Regions from separate parts of the Homo sapiens genome. Here region 1 is linked to region 2. Evidence: chromatin loops called from intact Hi-C (ENCODE). Cell type or tissue: heart right ventricle. All regions are shown on one strand. Links, peaks and the distances in the headings refer to the core of each region. The heading gives the core; the rest is flanking DNA.

What was found. A loop is a pair of places that touch in the nucleus more often than their neighbours do. Peaks named below come from ENCODE experiments on the same cell type or tissue, not always from the same donor. Only the 100,000 strongest peaks of a DNase experiment are listed, where the experiment ranks them.
Region 1: it touches region 2 in a loop (8-fold over the local background); 25 of 110 quality-filtered maps call a loop at or near these places.

The regions. Positions count from the first base shown.
Region 1 is chr1:237,555,796-237,567,448 of GRCh38, forward strand. It overlaps RYR2 (ryanodine receptor 2), which reads left to right. Exons shown (of 105, transcript NM_001035.3): 28 at 10,772-10,980. Among named protein-coding and RNA genes, the nearest start is that of MIR4428, 91 kb to the left of the region's middle. In heart right ventricle, for the core only: a CTCF peak has its summit at 6,634 (motif pointing left); no DNase peak of the experiment used is centred there; H3K27ac peaks cover 597 bases.
Region 2 is chr1:236,754,576-236,762,575 of GRCh38, forward strand. It overlaps ACTN2 (actinin alpha 2), which reads left to right. Exons shown (of 21, transcript NM_001103.4): 17 at 444-623; 18 at 2,911-3,057; 19 at 5,149-5,214; 20 at 6,440-6,598; 21 at 7,886-8,000. Among named protein-coding and RNA genes, the nearest start is that of MTR, 37 kb to the right of the region's middle. In heart right ventricle, for the core only: a CTCF peak has its summit at 4,868 (motif pointing right); no DNase peak of the experiment used is centred there; H3K27ac peaks cover 2,912 bases.

The DNA.
Region 1 (11,653 bases), core at 1,821-9,820, 800 kb after region 2:
ACACTACAGCTCAGAGAATTTATAACCTTGAGTCTTCAAGGAAAGAGTTAATTATGGTCAGTATCCAGGAAAAGGAGTACAGTTTCCCCTGCACATAGAAATATGCATTGCAATGCCAGACAGAAAAAAATCAATGATGGTTATATTTTAAAGATATTGTCACTTAAGGGCATAAACTATATTCAGTGACACATGATACATTTGCTTTTAGAGATAACTTTACTCCAGAATGGTGCCAGATAAGTAAAATGTTAAGAAGTTATTCTGATGACATACAGTGTTTTATACTATTTGTAGCTAATACGTATTAATAATTTCATCTTCGTAACACCGTTGTGGACAACATATTGCTACCTTATGGGTACCTACTTTCTTCTGAATTATGTGAATTTTAAGAAGAAAGAAAAGGAGCTTATATTTATAAAACATATGCTCCACTTCATTTTACTTCCATATTTGCAATTCTCATTTCCATTTTTTAAAATATTATTATTATTATTATTATTATTATTATTATTAGTTGAGATAGAATCTCGCTCTGTCCCCCAGGCTGGAGTGCAGTGGTGCAATCTCAGTTCACTGCAACCTCTGCCTCCCTGGTTCAGGTGATTTTCCCTGCCTCAGCCTCCCGAGTAGCTGGGACTACATGCGCCTGCCACGAGGCCCGGCTAATTTTTTTTTTTTTTTGTATTTTTAGTAGAGGCGGGGTTTCACCATATTGGCCAGGCTGGTCTTGAACTCCTGATGTTGTGATCCACCCACCTTGGCCTCCCAAAGTGCTGGGATTACAGGCATGAGCCACTGCACCTGGCCACTCTATTTTATTTTAACACATAGATATGGAACACCTACTGTGCCTAGTTCTGGGAATTCAAAGATGAATAAGAGTTTTTGTCTTATGTAGCTCTCAGTGTAGACAGGGAAAATAGACTAAATTGCTACCACTACCATACAATGAAAGTGTTAAGCTGAAGAGTCATAACACAGGGGGTTTAAATCAGCTTGGTGATATGAGGGAAATCTTTAAAGAGGAGGTATATTAGTTATCTATTCCTGTACAGCAAACTACCCCTTTCCCTCCCACCAAAAAAAAAAAAAAAAAAAAAAAAAAAAACCCTCTCAGTGGCTAAAAATAACAAAATTTGTTATCTCAAAGTTTCTGTGGGTTATGAATGTGAGTGATAGGTGGTTCTGGATCATAGTCTCTCTGAGATTGCTATTAAGTTGGCCAGGGCTTAAGTCATCTGAAGACTTCACTGGAGCTGGAGCACTGGATACTAAGACAGCTCACTTGCATAACTGTTGGCTAAAGAACTCGCTTCCTCTCTGGCTGTTGGCAGAAGACACAGCCAGATGGGTACAGCCTTGCCACACAGAGCTCTTCATAGAGATGCTCGAGTGCCTTCACATGGAAGCTGACTTCCCCCAGAATGAAAAATCGAAGAGTGAGTACAAGGATGCTGTAATGCTTGTTACAATTACTTCTATTATATTCTGTTTGTTAGAAGTGAACCACTAAATGAAGCCCACACTTTTTGAATGGAGGTGTACTCAAGTATTTGTGGACATATTTTAAAACCACCAAAGTAGGTACAGCTAAGTCAATCGGGTTCATGCATTTCAGGCAGAGAGAATAGTATATGTAAAGGCTTAGAGACACAAGGAGGATTGCAAATGGGAATTTCAGAGAGCTTTGTACGACCAGATGTAGAGTGGAGTTTGAAAAGTGGCAGTAGATCAAATAGAGGAGGCAGGAGTTGAAACAGTTTTTTTTTTTTTTTAAATTAAAGAATGATTCTAGTGGCTCTTTAGGAAAAAGGCTGAATGTAAACAAAACTGGAGATGAGGACAGCAGTTTGGTGACAAAAAAGAAGTATAGATGAGGAGTGTTGGAGACCTTGTCTTTGGCAATACTGTGAACAGAAAAAATTATTTGGCATTTAGAAGTAGAATCAGCAGAAGGACAAAGGAGGCATCTGAGATAGTTTCTGGATTGATAGATGTCAAGTACATACACACTGGTTGGGAACACAGGAATTGGAGCAGATGGACATGGGGTAGTGGGAAGATTCTGAGTTTTATTGTAAACATCTTCAGTTTGAGGTGCATGTGAGACAACTCAACACATATACCAGGATTCAATTACATATATAAGTACAAACGTGAGACTATTGCTAGAGAGAAACAGAGGGTTAAAAATTTAATTTTTTAAATGAAAGAAATGTGGACATTTTTACACTAAGGGAGAGAGAGAGGTTGAAAGTACAGTAAGAGGAGCTTGATGAGCTGTGGTCTCTGAGAAGGTTGAAGGGAATGAAATTCAGAGCATGGGTAAAGGGATTGGCCTCCTGTAAAAGGAACAACAACACTTATTCCCCTAAGGTTAGTAGGAAAGAAGTAAAGATTGAAGACGCTGCAAAAACCTGTGTACAGGGAAAATCAGGAGGAAGCTGAGGGCAGTCTACTGTATAATTATTGTCTTCAGGTTGAAATAGAAAATGAGTTTATTTTCCTAAGGAGTAGAAGTTAGGGCAGGCTGGACTGGATTAGAAGCCTTGAAGAGAGCAGTAAAGATGTGTTGGGTATAGAATTCTCAGCTGACAATTATTTTTTCTTTTAGTACTCAGATATATCATCCCGCTGCCTTCTGGCCTTTATGTTTTCTGATAAGGCATTGACATTAATCTTTTGGAGGGTCCCTTGTATGTGATGAGTTGCTTCTCTCTTGCTGTTTTCAGGATTCTCTCTCTGTTTTTGGATTTGAACAGTTTGATTATGATGTGTCTAGTTTTAATTTCTTTGAGTTTATCCCCAAAGTTTACTGTACTTCTTAGATGTGTAAATGAATGTTTTTCATCAAATTTGGGAAGCTTCTGGCCATTATTTATTCATTCTTTCTTCTCTTTTCTGTCTCTCCTTACAGTCTGTGATTTCCATTATGTGTATGTTGGTATGGTTGAGTGTATCCCCCAGGCCTCTGAAGCTCTGCTTGTCTTTCTTCATTTCTTCTTCAGTTTTTCATACTTGACTAACGGACTTATCTTCAAGTTCATTGATTCTTGTCAGTGCAAATCTGTTGTTGAGCCCTCTGATGTATGTTTAATTTCAGGTACTGTGCTTATCAACTCCAGAAATTTTTATTCTTTTTTATAATTTACCTCTTTATTGATATTCACTATTTGGTGAAGCATCATTTTTGTACTTTTTTTTTTTTTTGAGATGGAGTTTTGCTCTTGTTGCCCAGGCTGGAGTGCAATGGCGTGATCTCGGCTCACTGCAACCTTCACCTCCCAGGTTCAAGTGACTGTCCTGCCTCAGCCTCCCAAGTAGCTGGGATAATAAGAATACTGGCAAAAAATTATGCAAATCAAATTTTTCATAGTTCTGGAAATTAACTAAAGGCTGGCCAAAATCCAGGGAGTGTTTATTTGATTAAAATGTCCAAATGTTGCTAAGAACAGCAACTAGTGATGTTTTAACTTGCTCCTGCCCCATCACCCTCTCTCTAATTCTATGGCATATTGAAAACCAACGGCCCCTCAATCATAGTGAAAATCAGCCACCCACAAGCCGCTGGAGTGGGCAGAACAGAGTTGGACCACCACCATGCCTGGCTAATTTTGTATTTTTAGTAGATATGGGGTTTCACTGTGTTGATCAGGCTGGTCTCGAACTCCTGACCTCAGGTGATCCACCTGCCTCGGCCTCCCAAAGTGCTAGGATTACAGGCATGAGACGCTGTGCCCAGCCTCATACTTTTATTTAGTTCATTACACATGGTTTTATTTAGTTCTTTGAACAGATTTAAAATACCTAACTTAAAGTCTTTGTCTAATAAGCCCAACATCTCGGCCTCCTGAGGAATAATTTCTATTGACTGCTTTTTACCCCTTTATGTATGGGACATACTGTCTTGTCTTTTTGCATGTCTCACAATTTTTGTGAAAAATTGAACATTTAAAGTAATGTAATTTGGTAACTCTGTATTCGCCCCTATTTCAGATTTTGTTGTTGTGCTTATTGTCATTGTTGTTTGCTTTCTTGGTAATTTTTCTAAACTAGTTTAGTAGAGACTGTGTTGCCTGTCATGTGTGGCCACTGAAGTCTCAGTTTCATTAGCTTCATGGTCAGCTGATGGTAGGACAGAGACTTCTTTAAATGCCTAGGACTGATAAGTCTCCCAGTCTTTACCAAAGGAGAGGCAATGTAATGTGAGCATATTGGCACATGCCTTCAACACTCAACCAGGCAATTTATAATTTCACATTAGCCTTCTCTTACTGCATGTGCAGAGCCTCAAGGTCTTTCAGAGGTGTAAGCTTTCTCAGGTTTTTCCTGAATACATGCACAGCCCTGGGCATGAGCATGGCCTTCTAGAGTCCCAGGAATATGTTGGAGCTTCTCACATCCCACTATGGATATTTCACTCCCCAGCTTTTCCTTTCAAACTTTTTGGTCAGTTGCTGTTTGCCTCAGCTGTTATTGCTGCCTCACAAAGCTGCAAGGCTAACAAATTGCCTCAGATGATTTTCAACAAATGTCCTTGGAGAAACAACTATTTGCACTGGGCAAGCTCTAAGTCAAGTGGAATAAAGACAAGTCTTACCGATGGAATTTTCCAGAAAAGGGAACATAATGACAGTTATCTGGGAACTGGGCTTTGGAGGAACTCCAGCTCTGTTCTGCCCACTACAAGGGCTTATGGGTGGCTGATTTTCACTATGATTGAGGGTCCTTTGGTTTTCAATATGCTGTGGAATTAGAGAGAGGGTGATGCAGCAGGAGCAAATTAAAACATCACTAGTTTGCTGTTCTTACCAACATTTGGACATTTTTATCAAATAAACACTCCCTGGCTTTTGCCAGCCTTTAGTTAATTTCCAGAGCTATGAAAAATTTCATTTGCATAGTTTTTTGCCAGTGTTCTCATTAATTCTGTGGAGAAGAGGATTTTTGGAGATTCTTTCTCTACCATTTCTACTGATGTCACTCAGCAATAAAGATTAAAAATTGCTGTTTTGTGGGATGGAACAGAGAGCAGACTGCAAACAGATAAAAACATTGTGGAGAAACATTGATGGTCCCGTTGAGGTTAGAGACTCTGAGTTAGTGGTGCCAATCTGTTCGGTGCATGTGTTTTCTGGCGAACTCAGCAGAGCAGGTATAGATGTTGAGAGTGAAGGTAGTGAAATTGGACAGTAATTGGGGTTAAGAGAGCAAGTAGGGGAAAAGCTAATAAGGGCAAGAAAGTATGGAAAGTTATATAGGGAAGGGAAGAATGAAGGAATCTAATGAGTTTGAAGAGTGAGTGTATAAGAAAATGAGAAAACAGGGAGAAAAAATGGTGATCACACAATCTCTGTATTTTAAGAATTTAGAGATAGAGCCACTGACAGTTGTTTGACAAGGTTTGATTTTACCGAAGTTATGTGAACAGTGAGCAATGAGAATAGAGTGGCATATTCTACAGTAGAAGCTGAGATTATGTTTAGTGTTTACTATGTGCCAGGATATAACAGCATGCTTCATAGTAGGGATGCAAGTGATCTGTATGGAAAAGACATAAGAAGAAAGATTAATTTTCCAATGGGAGGAATCAGTAAAGGGAGAAATATCTTCAGAGTTAGATGTTGAAAGGATCAGGAATCAGTAAAGGGAGAAAATGTCTTCAGAATTAGATGTTGAAAGGATCAAAATTTCAACAAGTAGAGATTAGTGTCAGAAAGGCCATCGCTACTAGAAAGAAAGTACATCTGATGTGATTAAGTGTAGAAAGAGTTGAGGAAGGGTAGATGGTCCACTTAGGATAAAATATAGGGTACAGATGGGCAGAGAGAACAGACATAGATGAAGGTAGAAAGATTAGGGCAAAATATGGAATATCTTGCAAACTCAGCTAAGAAATGTGGATAAATTTGTATAAGGAGTACCAGCCCCAGGAAGTTTTAAAGCAAGAGCTTGATGTGTGATCACAGTTTACAATAGCAATATAACTACGGCAACAGTGGGAAGGGACAGATTGGAGGGGGCAGTGCTTGGAGGTAGACCAGTTGGGAGGCTTTAGAAAAATTGTTTTTTTGAACAAGGATGGTGGGAATAAAAATTAAAAGATAGATGTTGAGAGATTTTATAGCATAAAGCAAAATCAGTCTGATTATCACTAAGAGGAGATTCAAAACATTCATTTATAATAGTCTATACTGCTGTTGCTGACATTTAAAAAAAAGTCAAGGGCATAAAAAGTTTAATAAAATTGAATCAAGCCTTATGTAATTAATCAGAATTATAATTTATTTTCTCTTAGGAGAATGCTTACATATTCCAGATAAAACATGAACTCTGTATTTGAGTTGTAGTATCTTTGGAGTACTGTTGTCAATAATATTTTAAAGCATTTGAAAATGGAATTTATTCTTATTTACTACAAGGTTTAATCAAGATTTGAATTGTTTTATCCAAAATAATACCAGAAGGTTGAAAGGATGGCTGATTAATACCAATAATTTTAAAAAGTATTATCATTAGACCTAAAAGATTCTAGATATGTATAAAATTTTAGCTTTTCCTTATAGCTTCTTGTAACTTAAGATTTTAATGTATAGTTAGATCTTGACTGCCCTCTAGTGGCATATATTTTCTTAGCTATATTGTTTGGAGAGCAGAGTGTATGGTTACTTTAGGCCTTTTTAGGCCCTAGTTAGGTGATTGGTGGTGTGTCATGCCTGGGAGGTACGGGGAGCACAGTCTTTGCTCAGTCCTTGGCCTTAATCTTGAGGTAGTTCATTAATAATATAATTCCTGAATTGTTTCTGCTTTGAATACCAACAGACTTGATAATGTATGACAGGAATATGTCTCCCAACTATTCATTTTTAAATGTCCATTATTATTATATTCATTATAACAGTATAAAAATCACTTATATAACATACTTACATGAGTTATAATTGCCTATCAAACACATAAATATATCGTGTTTAAAATCGAGCAAAGCATAAGGATGTTCGGGGGAGAGTTCTGTGCCTTTGACAGGATGCTACCCATTAGCTATTTGTCTGGGCTGCTATATCCGGAGCCCGGAAGAGTCTTCGTTTCTAGATACAGTTTGGCAGGTATATATGGAGCACTTACTTTGTGGCTCAGGTGCTTGATACTACAAGGTATGCAAAATAAGTTTGTTACGGATTGCTTGGATCTTTTTAAAAAACTCCTACAAACCCAGATTTCACTTTGTATTAGTATTTTAGCAAGAGGTATAATGTTGAACTGTTGCTTCTTTAAAACGTAGTTGCAAACTACCCTAAACTAACTTAATAAATATATACTATGGGGCAGGGCACAGTGGCTCACACCTGTAATCCCAGCACTTTGGGAGGCTGAGGCTGGTGGATCACCTGAGGCTCGAAGTTCGAGACCAGCGTGACAATGGTGAAACCCCGTCTCTACTGAAAATACAAAAAAATTAGCTGGGCTTGGATGGTGGCACATGCCTGTAACCCCAGCTACTCAGGAAGCCGAGGCAGGGGAATTGCTTGAACCCAGGAGGCGGAAGTTGCAATGAGCTGAGATGGTGCCATCGCACTCCAGCCTGGGCAACAAGAGCAAAACTCCATCTCAAAAAAAAAAAAACACAAACAAATAGGAAAATCCACAGAGATTAAAAAAGAAAAAGAAGAGTCCTTTTTTTTTTGTGAAGTCCCTTGCATGATAGTATCTGTGAACCACATGTTTGTTTCAAATTCAGGTTAAGTATCATCAATGAGCATAAGAATAGCATAGCATTAGGGCCAGGAAGAAGAATATTAGGACTCAGAAACTCTGCATTGTTTCTACTGCAATATATTCTCCATGTAGTACCCCCTATTTTCATTCCCTATAGTAATAAAGGGGATTAGTGGTATGTTTTAATTCCAAGAGAATTGTGTAGGGGGCTTTTGGGGAAATTATTACATTTTTATACCGAATTTGCCTTCTAAAATATTTGATTTGTGCTAATATTAAAATTAGTTTGCATTACTTGAGTGCACTATACATATTTGTGAAGTCTTGATATATTAGAAACCAAACACAGAAAAGAGAACCTGGTATTTTTCAGTAGTTTAGTTTTCCAAAAAAACTGTAGTATAGTTTTCATGGTATATAATGACTATAGTATATACTAATTCTATATTTAGAAAATTAGGAGTTACATCTATTAATGCATACTAGAATGTAATGTAATATTTTATTTGCAAATATCAACATAATTAAAAATAAGGATAACTACCTGATCATTTTTTCTTCCCTGAAAATAATCTCCAAATTTTTGTGTAATTTATAGCTCATATTTATCTCTTAGATTCATTTAGGGAAGATTACAGGCATGTTTTAAGGAAACAATTTATCGGTAATCTGTTTTTTGAGGAAATACTAACTCTGAGTAAAAATTTGACTTTCCTGTTTGTTTAGTATTGCAGCACTGAGAACGAGTTTCTTTCTTTCTTTCTTTTTTTAAACACAGAGTCTTGCTCTGTTGCCCAGGCTAGAGTGTAGTGGCATGGTATCGGCTCACTGCATCCTCTGCTTCCCGGGCTCAAGCAGTTCTCCTGCTCAGCCTCCCAAGTAGCTGGGATTACAGGCATATGCCACCAGGCCCTGATGATTTTTGTATTTTTTGTAGAGATGGGATTTCACCATGTTGGCCAGACTGGTCTCGAATTCCTGACCTCAAGTGATTTGCCTGCCTCAGCCTCCCACAGTGTTGGGATAACAGGTGTGAGCCACCGCGACCCGCCAAGAACTAGTTTCTTAATAGCACAAACTACCTTTAAATATCATAAAATCTGATAGAATTTTTTTCTCTCAAAACAACGTTTACGATCCTATTTTTCAAAATATATTTACTTACCAAGTAATAGGCATGAGAATTTACCCTTAACCATAGAAATGTTTCTCTGATTCAGAGACTTAAGCTAGTTTCTGAAGGGTTAGCCAGCAGATTCAGTTAGTTCTACATTCAGTAAGCACTACCACCATTATCAAAAAAGCAGTTATTGATCGTTTCATTAATTAAGCCCATGTGATAGGGAGCCATCTCATGCTACAGCCATGGTGTCTCCACTGCTTTACTTCATCTCATTTTAAATTGTTACATATGACCTAGCTGTATGTTTATTGGCAACCTTTAGTGCTTATATAGATTATTTTTATAGTTCTAATTTGATCATACCAAGTCATTGATTGAACTGTTATTAAATTTTTATTATGCATAAAGTCTTTCCCAAATCTTAAGGAGAAACAAATAGGAACTTCCTTCTTCTCTTTTCTTTTCTTTCTTTCTTTTTCTTTCTTTCTTTCTTTCTTTCTTTTTCTTTCTTTCTTTCTCTTTCTTTCTTTCTTTCTTTCTTTCTTTCTTTCTTTCTTTCTTTCTTTCTTTCTTTCTTTCTTTCTTTTGTCTTTCTTTCTTTCTCTCTCTCTCTTTCTTTCTCTTTGTTTGTTTGTTTTGTTTTGAGACAGGATCTCACTCTATCACCCAGGCTGGAATGCAGTAGAACGACCATAGCTCACTGCAACCTCGACCTTCTAGGCTCAAGTGATCCTTCTGTATCAGCCTCTTGAGAAGCTTGGACTTACAGGCATGCACTACCATGTCTGGCTGAATTTTTAAACTCTTTGTAGAGACAGGGTACCACTATGTTGCCCGGGCGCGATCCTCCCGCCTTGGCCTTCCAAAGTGTTGAGACTACAGCTGTGAGCCACCACACCTGGCTGAAAACTAGCATTTAACCAGTAACTAGTAACTCTGTGCGAGCTATTGGAGGCAAAGTAGGAAGAAGAGGGGCTATAACATGAAGCAGCTCCCAAGTTCCACCATTTTTAGTTGTGCGATGTTGGTCAAGTCTGAAATTTCCTCCTCTGCATCTAACTCAGATGTTAGCTGGGTGACCACCTTCTTTGAGATATCAATTCAATGAACACTCATTCCTCTCCTCTGTGGTTTCAGAAGGACTTACCTTCTCATCGTCGTTCTGGCTCTGGGTTCCTCATTCTGAGACTTCCCCCTCTCGTCTCTCTCAATCTCACCTGCATCTCATTTCCTAGGGATACTTTTCCCCCTTTTGCATCACACTGGTCCTAATGTTGGATGCTGACCTTTTTATTTTTCCCCCAGATCTTTTAAATACAGCATTTGTATGTATAGCAGATCACAGTGAAGATGTATGCGAGAATGGAAAAATTTTGCATCACATTTGAGTTCCTTAGCCATCACCATCCTGTAGGGAAATTTTTACTATTGATGCTATTGTTACTTTTCTCCACTGTTTACAACTTTCCCTTATTTCTGTTTCTCTTCTCTTCCTTGCTTCGTCTTCCCTCTTCTCTCTCACCCGTACATGTCTACTCATTTCTTATGCAGAGCAGTTCGGATCTTTTTTCTTATTGACTTCTTTCCATCTCATCCTCCACAACCAAAGCACCAAGGCACTTGGGTTTTGTTCTACAGAAAGGTCGTTCCCTCCTGAAAATGAGGCTGACGGAGACTCATTCCCCAGTCTCTCCAGCGCAAGCCCTGGTGCTTTCCACTTCACCCAGCTGGTCTGACAGTGGCTGATCCTAGATCAGAAAGCACTTGGTAAAATGGGAAAGAAGATAAGAAGGTATCATTATCATCATCGCTCTAGGTTGAATTACTAAAGTCGTGATTTATCTTTCCTTCTTTTATTTATGATATCTTTCCTTCTCTTTCACCTCCCCATCCAATGACCACCAGAAATCTCTGTCCATTTCCCAGCAGCCAGAGCCGAAGTGTGCAGCGGCACCGGGGAAAGGTTCCGAATCTTCCGTGCCGAGAAGACCTATGCAGTGAAGGCCGGACGGTGGTATTTTGAATTTGAGACGGTCACTGCTGGAGACATGAGGGTTGGTTGGAGTCGTCCTGGTTGTCAACCGGATCAGGAGCTTGGCTCAGATGAACGTGCCTTTGCCTTTGATGGCTTCAAGGTGAGTGGACTTTGTCCTGTGCCAGTCATCTGTACGTGCTGGAGGCTCATCTCCTCTGCTGTTCCTCTTGGTAGCTTCACAGTACCAGTGTTTCCCACAGCACAAACGTGGAAAAATATTTCACAGGAAAGCTTTTGTCCTCGTAGTCTCAAAACCCTTCCCTACAACCCATGAATGCAGTGAAATTCACCAAGTAAGACATTGCTTTTCCATGGTTATCAAAAAGATAAATCATCTTTGTCTATCAAAATGTTAAAGATACATATGTAGAGGAAAAATGCATATACATTGACGCAGCGATTCCGTATCAGGAGTTTATCTTTAAGCTATAATTAGTGGTTTGTATGAACATTTAATAGCTACAATGCTTAATGTAGTGTTGTTTATAATCACAAACGGTTTTCATTTTCAACATTATTGGTAATTTCTATTAAGTTGGATGGAAGCTGGTCAGGTGTTTATTTTGTTATTTATATACTAATAAATGTTTAAAGATTCTTTTACATGTGTAAAATATTTTGATCAGTAATATGGGCGAGGTGCCTGTAATCCCAGCACTTTGAGAGGCTGAGATGGAGGGATCACTTGGGGCTAGGAGTGCAAGACCAGCCTGGGCAACAAAGTAAGATCCTGTCTCTACAAAAAAAAAAAAAAAAAAATTAAAATTAGCCAA
Region 2 (8,000 bases), core at 1-8,000:
GACTTTTTTCTTAAAGCGGAGACCATGTAAAAATATAAGAAATTCTGATGGAGGAAGCATCCCGTGGGTCTTCAATCTGTCTGGCAGCTCCACCCAGGCAGCCCACCCCCAGCCTCCTCCAGAGCAGGGTAGCTCTGCCCGAGGGCGTTTCCTTCCCACAGCAAGAAGCTGAAGGACTTATCTCTGACCCCTCTTGCCTCTCTGTTTTGGATCTTGGTTGACTTTTTCCTCATTTTCTAGACAGACTAGAACTAGACCTTGTTTTGTTCTGCGATGCTACCCAGTCCCCACTTCCTCTGAGAAAAGTGAACCGAGTGACACTGGCCGCTGCCTGACGCTGGCCTAGCATCCCATGCAGGGTCTGGAACGGCGCCTCGTGCCGAGCTCCCTTAGAGGGCACTTCACTCTGCTTCTCTCTCTGCTTGCTCACTCGCCCCCCTCAGGAGATTGCCCGGAGCTCCATCCAGATCACAGGAGCCCTGGAAGACCAGATGAACCAGCTGAAGCAGTATGAGCACAACATCATCAACTATAAGAACAACATCGACAAGCTGGAGGGAGACCATCAGCTCATCCAGGAGGCCCTTGTCTTTGACAACAAGCACACGAACTACACGATGGAGGTACGGCAGCCAGACAGGCGTGTGCCGCTCACTTCTCACGGGGACCATGCCACCTCCTCAGGGTGCTTTCTTCATGCACTTGTCTTTCTTTGTTCCTGTTAAGACCTACAAGTATGAAAGTTAGGGATCTTTAAGCCTTTCCAGTCACTATTTGTGGAAATGCTTCGTGAGCTATATCGAGGACTATATGGTATTACCAACAGTGACATTATCATTATTATTATCACCACCATAAATTCACTACACTTCTTCAAGGTGAGTGCCAGAAACTGGACTGTTGCATTTCTGCCAGTTAGGCCCAAATTGATCTCCCTGGGAGCCAGCAGGTATAACTCAGGGCTCATCCTGCTACTTGGTAAATGGGAAAATATTTTTAGTGACAAACAAGAGTATATACTGCAGAGTGCCCGCTGCCACTGTTAGAATCCTGATAATATACTGCAGAGTGCCCACTGCCACCGTTAGAACCCTGGTAATAGAGTATATACTGCAGAGGGCCCGCTGCCACTGTTAGAACCCTGGTTATAGAGTATATACTGCAGAGTGCCCGCTGCCACTGTTAGAACCCTGGTAATAGAGTATATACTGCAGAGTGCCCGCTGCCACTGTTAGAACCCTGGTAATAGAGTATATACTGCAGAGTGCCCGCTGCCACTGTTAGAACCGTGGTTATAGAGTATATACTGCAGAGTGCCCGCTGCCACTGTTAGAACCCTGGTAATAGAGTATATACTGCAGAGGGCCCGCTGCCACCGTTAGAACCCTGGTAATAGAGTATATACTGCAGAGGGCCCGCTGCCACTGTTAGAACCCTGGTAATAGAGTATATACTGCAGAGGGCCCGCTGCCACCGTTAGAACCCTGGTAATAGAGTATATACTGCAGAGTGCCCGCTGCCACTGTTAGAACCCTGGTAATAGAGTATATACTGCAGAGTGCCCGCTGCCACTGTTAGAACCGTGGTTATAGAGTATATACTGCAGAGTGCCCGCTGCCACTGTTAGAACCCTGGTAATAGAGTATATACTGCAGAGTGCCCGCTGCCACTGTTAGAACCCTGGTAATAGAGTATATACTGCAGAGTGCCCGCTGCCACTGTTAGAACCCTGGTAATAGAGTATATACTGCAGAGTGCCCGCTGCCACTGTTAGAACCCTGGTTATAGAGTATATACTGCAGAGTGCCCGCTGCCACCGTTAGAACCCTGGTTATAGAGTATGTACTGCAGAGTGCCCGCTGCCACCATTAGAACCCTGGTAATAGAGTATATACTGCAGAGTGCCCGCTGCCACCGTTAGAACCCTGGTAATAGAGTATATACTGCAGAGTGCCCGCTGCCACCGTTAGAACCCTGGTAATAGAGTATATACTGCAGAGTGCCCGCTGCCACCGTTAGAACCCTGGTAATAGAGTATATACTGCAGAGTGCCCGCTGCCACCGTTAGAACCCTGGTTATAGAGTATATACTGCAGAGTGCCCGCTGCCACCGTTAGAACCCTGGTAATAGAGTATATACTGCAGAGGGCCCGCTGCCACTGTTAGAACCCTGGTAATAGAGTATATACTGCAGAGGGCCCGCTGCCACTGTTAGAACCCTGGTTATAGAGTATATACTGCAGAGTGCCCGCTGCCACCGTTAGAACCCTGGTTATAGAGTATATACTGCAGAGTGCCCGCTGCCACCGTTAGAACCCTGGTAATAGAGTATATACTGCAGAGTGCCCGCTGCCACTGTTAGAACCCTGGTAATAGAGTATATACTGCAGAGGGCCCGCTGCCACTGTTAGAACCCTGGTTATAGAGTATATACTACAGAGTGCCCGCTGCCACTGTTAGAACCCTGGTAATAGAGTATATACTGCAGAGTGCCTGCTGCCACTGTTAGAACCCTGGTAATAGAGTATATACTGCAGAGGGCCCGCTGCCACCGTTAGAACCCTGGTTATAGAGTATATACTACAGAGTGCCCGCTGCCACTGTTAGAACCCTGGTAATAGAGTATATACTGCAGAGTGCCCGCTGCCACCGTTAGAACCCTGGTTATAGAGTATATACTGCAGAGTGCCCGCTGCCACTGTTAGAACCCTGGTGGGTGCTTGTGAGTACTTCTCACTACAGAATCTTGCAACAGATGACAAAGTAGAATTTTTTTTCAAGTGTGGGGAAGGCTATCATGAGCCCTGCTTAGTAAGCCCTTTGAGTCGGCTGTACTGTTATGAAAGTAAAGAGGCAGAGTTGACATGCTGGAGAGACTTAGAACTGATCTTTCCCCTTTTCCCTCAATAGCACATTCGTGTTGGATGGGAGCTGCTGCTGACAACCATCGCCAGAACCATCAATGAGGTGGAGACTCAGATCCTGACGAGAGATGCGAAGGGCATCACCCAGGAGCAGATGAATGAGTTCAGAGCCTCCTTCAACCACTTTGACAGGGTACCACTCTCTACTTATTTGAAGGGCAATACTGGGGACATTAAACAATGTATCTGAAATAATATGCATGCTCTCGTTTTAAGTCTTAAGGCTCCACAACATTTACAGGGAAACAGGATAGTTAATGACAAAAGAAAATAGCCACCAAAACTAAGTGTCCTAAGCTTTGATGTTGCTCAAGGTGACACAAAGTCCAGGTTTGTGTGCTGTTTCATACAGATCACTTAATAGAATGCATTTGTAGTTGACATCAAAGCTGATTTGTTCTAAGTCAAAGTGTATTCTTCACAAAATGTGATTGTTGGCTTTAGGTCATTTCGTAAAGACTTAAATACAAAACTCTGATATGCTTTTCCTAAGCAACTGTTTAGGAAAAGCATCTGGTCATAATTTAACCCATTCTTTCAACATATAAAACTCAGTTTTCTGTTTTAATTAACAAAATTGATGCATGATCTCTTTTAAGGACATGCAGCAATAAAATGGTGATAATTTTTGTAGTAAAAGCATATAAAAAGCTAAGTGCTGCTTTAAAAATATCATCTAGTATTCTGATTTGAATAATATTGAGTAGAACCAATTCTTTATGAGAAAATACTATTTACTAATCCTGTGGCTGGAAGTGAGTGACTATTAAGGCACACTCCAATTCTTTTCTTTTTTTTTTTTAATGAGACGGAGTCTCGCTCTGTCACCAGGCTGGAGTGCAGTGGCATGATCTCGGCTCACTGCAACCTCCGCCTCCCGGGCTCAAGCAATTCTCCTGCCTCAGCCTCCCTAGTATCTGGGACTATAGGCACCTGCCACCATGCCTGGCTAATTTTTTTTTTTTTTTTTCAGTAGAGACGGGGTTTCGCCATGTTAGGCAGGATGGTCTCAATATCCTGATCTCATGATCCACCCACCTTGGCCTCCCAAAGTGCTAGGATTACAAGTGTGAGCCACCGCACCTGGCCTTTTTTCTTTTTGTTTTGTTTTGTTTTGTTTTGTTTTGTTCTGTTTTTGAGATGGAGTTGTGCTTTTGGTGCCCAGGCTGGAGTGCAATGGTGTGATCTCAGCTCCCTGCAACCTCCACCTCCCAGGTTCAAGCGATTATCCTGCCTCAGCCTCCCAAGTAGCTGGGATTACAGGCATATGCCACCATGCCTGGCTAATTTTTTGTATTTTTACTAGAAACAGGGTTTTACTATGTTGGCCAGGCTGGTCTTGAACTCCTGACCTCAGGTGATCCATCTGCCTCAGCCTCCCAAAGTGCTGAGCTTACAGGCGTGAGCCACCACGACTAGCTACGTTCCAATTCTTAAAGATCACTAAAAGGGATGTACCATTACTTTGCATGGAGCCCTGTTATGATTTGCAAATGTCCATCAGTCGTTCCTAAAATGCCTCTGGGCTAGATAGACCAGTCAGATTTGGGCCTTTTGGAGGATTCAGACAGTGGACTTCTGATCAGAGAGCTAGGCATAAGTAAAAAATTATCCACAGAGATGGATATTGACGTTCTTATAGCTTCAGCACACCTTTATTGTGCAGCAGCATGCTGTGATTTGACGTATCTGCATTCATTAAAGCCCAAGTCATTTTTCTTCCAAGGAGGGAAATGATGGATCGTCATCCCTGTACACAACCATCTCTTGTTGAAAGACACTCTCACTCATTGGGGCTACTTTATAGGAAGAAAGCACATTGATTTGAATCCAAGATGATCACAATCTTTTGCAACAAAAGTCCAAGGAGTACAATGCAGAACTTACCATGTTTAGAAGTTTGTTCAAATTAAACATGAATGATTCTTTGTCAGTAGGTGGCAGTAGTGAGCTCCTGACTAGTTCCTTTTGCTGTTTTCTTGAGTGTGTGGTCTCCTTTCGTTTTTGTCTGGTCTTTACCCTCCTCTCCCCTCTTTTTCATTTTTAAGAAACTAGTTTGTAACATCCTTGTGCTGGCTCCATCCTTCTCGCAAGTCAGTGGTGACATTTACGACCTTGGCAGAGCTCAAAGTGCTTCTCTTACCAGATCTTTGTTCAGTTGGTCAAGTAGAGTTGCTCATCTTGCCCTGTGCTCACCTGCTCTGTCCTTTGTTTTTGCCAACAGAGGAAGAATGGCCTGATGGATCATGAGGATTTCAGAGCCTGCCTGATTTCCATGGGTTATGACCTGGTAAGACAGAAGTTGAAATTGTACTAAGATTTGATATTTTATTGAATTTGGATTTCTGTTATAAAAGATGACAAGCTCAAACCAAGGTAGTGCATTTGGGATTGGTTCGTTTTCATTATATAGGATAATATTTTTTGAAGGTCTCACTGTTATTATATAAAAATAAAGTCACGAGGCCTGGCGCAGTGGCTCACGCCTGTAATCCCAGCACTTTGGGAGGCCGAGGCGGATGGATCACCTGAGGTCAGGGGTTTGAGACCAGCCTAACCAATATGGTGAAACCTCTTCTCTACTAAAAATCCAAAAATTAGCCAGCTGTGGTGGCGGGCACCTGTAGTCCCAGCTACTTGGGAGGTTGAGGCAGGAGAATGGCTTGAACCTGGGAGGCGGAGGTTGCAGTGAGCTGAGATTGCACCACTGCACTCCAGCCTAGATGACAAGAGTGAAACTCCATCAAAAAAAAAAAAAGTCACAGAACCAAAGCATTTATTTTTATTCAATAATTGGTCAGATTATTTTTTCTAGTGAAGGAGATGAGAACATAGGCTTTTTGATTGTTTTAAACAGCTTTACTGAGATATAACTCACGTACTACGGTTTACCCATTTAAAGTGTATACTTCAGTGGCTTTTAGTAGGAACCTAATGATTTTTCAAGTGCTTTTTCCTCTAATATGCTGAAAGGTAAAAAAGGTTTAGTCGTAAATCAGCCAAGATAAACTTACATTTCCCTGTGGGCTGGGATAGTCCTAGTATATCAGACACTTCTCTGTTACCCATTAATGAGTATTTTTAACCTGGCCTCCCTTGATTCTCTTTGGGACTGTAAACTACAGTCGTGACAGCCATGTTCTGAGCTGCCTTCAGTTTGGCAGCATCGCTTTCCTAGTTGTAATCTGAGGAAAGGGCTCAGCTCCCGCTTTGACCTCCTCTTCCATAATTACGTCACGTGACCCATCAAGGCCAGCAGTGGGTCCCAGAGAGGAAAGACTTCTGACATTTACAAGCTTCTGGTTTGAAGCTCCAGCAACTTTTAAAATTGTTTGGTAGCAGTAAACCTTAGTCACCCTTAAGGGGAATCTTGTCCAAAGACTGAAGGGAAACGCAGGTAATAATTCAGTTTTCAGACATAAAGGAATTGGCATGTCACCAGGGAAAGAATGAAAACGGCTCTGTTGAGAGTTGTGTACCGTTCGTGTACATGTTTCTTTGCCACTTTGCCCCAGGGTGAAGCCGAATTTGCCCGCATTATGACCCTGGTAGATCCCAACGGGCAAGGCACCGTCACCTTCCAATCCTTCATCGACTTCATGACTAGAGAGACGGCTGACACCGACACTGCCGAGCAGGTCATCGCCTCCTTCCGGATCCTGGCTTCTGATAAGGTCTGCATTGACAGATTTCCTTCTGCTTTAGCAGGAGTCCACTACATCCTTCTAACAAAAAAGGCAACAGTGTTGTAAATAAAAACCATTTTTATGCCGGTGTATTTTGTACAACATTGGCACTGATTTCAGAAGGCAGCAGATAGACACACAACAATGGCGCGCCCAGCACAGAGGAAACAGACATGCCATTCCTGGCATTCGTGCTTGGCCTTGCATTGAGTTTTTATAGAAGGGACAAGAGTGTATTTGTACTTGCGTGTGTGTGTGTGTGTGTGTGTGTGTATGTGCGCGCTACTGGTTCGACCCCTGTTTTACATTCTAGGTTGGTGGATGTGACTCAGAAAGAAGAAACTATGCAATTTAGATGTTATAAAACTGGTACCTTCTCCTAAGGATCAATGACCCTGACTTTGTGCCCAGCCATGGAGCAAAGTTAAATATAGCCGTTCAGTCAGTAAAAAATTGGCAAGCTTTTCATTACATGTAGCCTAGACCTTCAGGAGGAGTTTAATTGCCAGTTCAGAATTGTAATATTTTACCCCCCAAACAATAAAAACATCTCTATGTATAAATTCAATTTGGGACAGGATTATTTTACCCTGTTTTCTGGCTGAGAGGATAATGAACATTACCACAAGGAGGTTAGCATGCTAAAACACAGTAACAGAGCCATATTTATTACCTTAAAAATCAGATAAGACCAACTATTTTTAAAATAATGTTTTCTTTAAAATGAATCATTTACCCATGGGGTGAGGGTGGATGGGAAATAGCCCAGCTGATTTAGAAGGTAAGAAACCATGGCTCCTCCAACCCCACTAAGAAACTTCTACTATAAATTATATAATATGCAAACTATAATGATATAAATTATAATGTGATATTTGAGATTTACTTATTTTGACTTTTACCAACCAGACTATTTGGCTGGAATTGTCCTATTTCCCACTGAACTTTTTTTTTAAAAGCTTCATCTTTTCTGGTATGAAATGCAGATCATAGTACGTATCCTCGCATTGTGGCTCAGTTTGAGAACTACTAGTAATGCTCCATTTGCCTTTATGAAGCATATCACCCTTCCTGCTGGCCAGGCCGCTTCTAGATACGCTCCTACAAGTAAAACTTGGCTTTCTGTTGGTTGTCTGGTACTACTATGCCAATAGACTCCCTATTCTTTAGTCCTTTTAAAAAATTAAACAGATGCAAGAAATATGTAAGTATTAAGACTGTTTATGTTGTGGTGTTTCTGCAACTGACTGCAAACACGTGTGTATTTTTTCCCAGCCATACATCCTGGCGGAGGAGCTGCGTCGGGAGCTGCCCCCGGATCAGGCCCAGTACTGCATCAAGAGGATGCCCGCCTACTCGGGCCCAGGCAGTGTGCCTGGTGCACTGGATT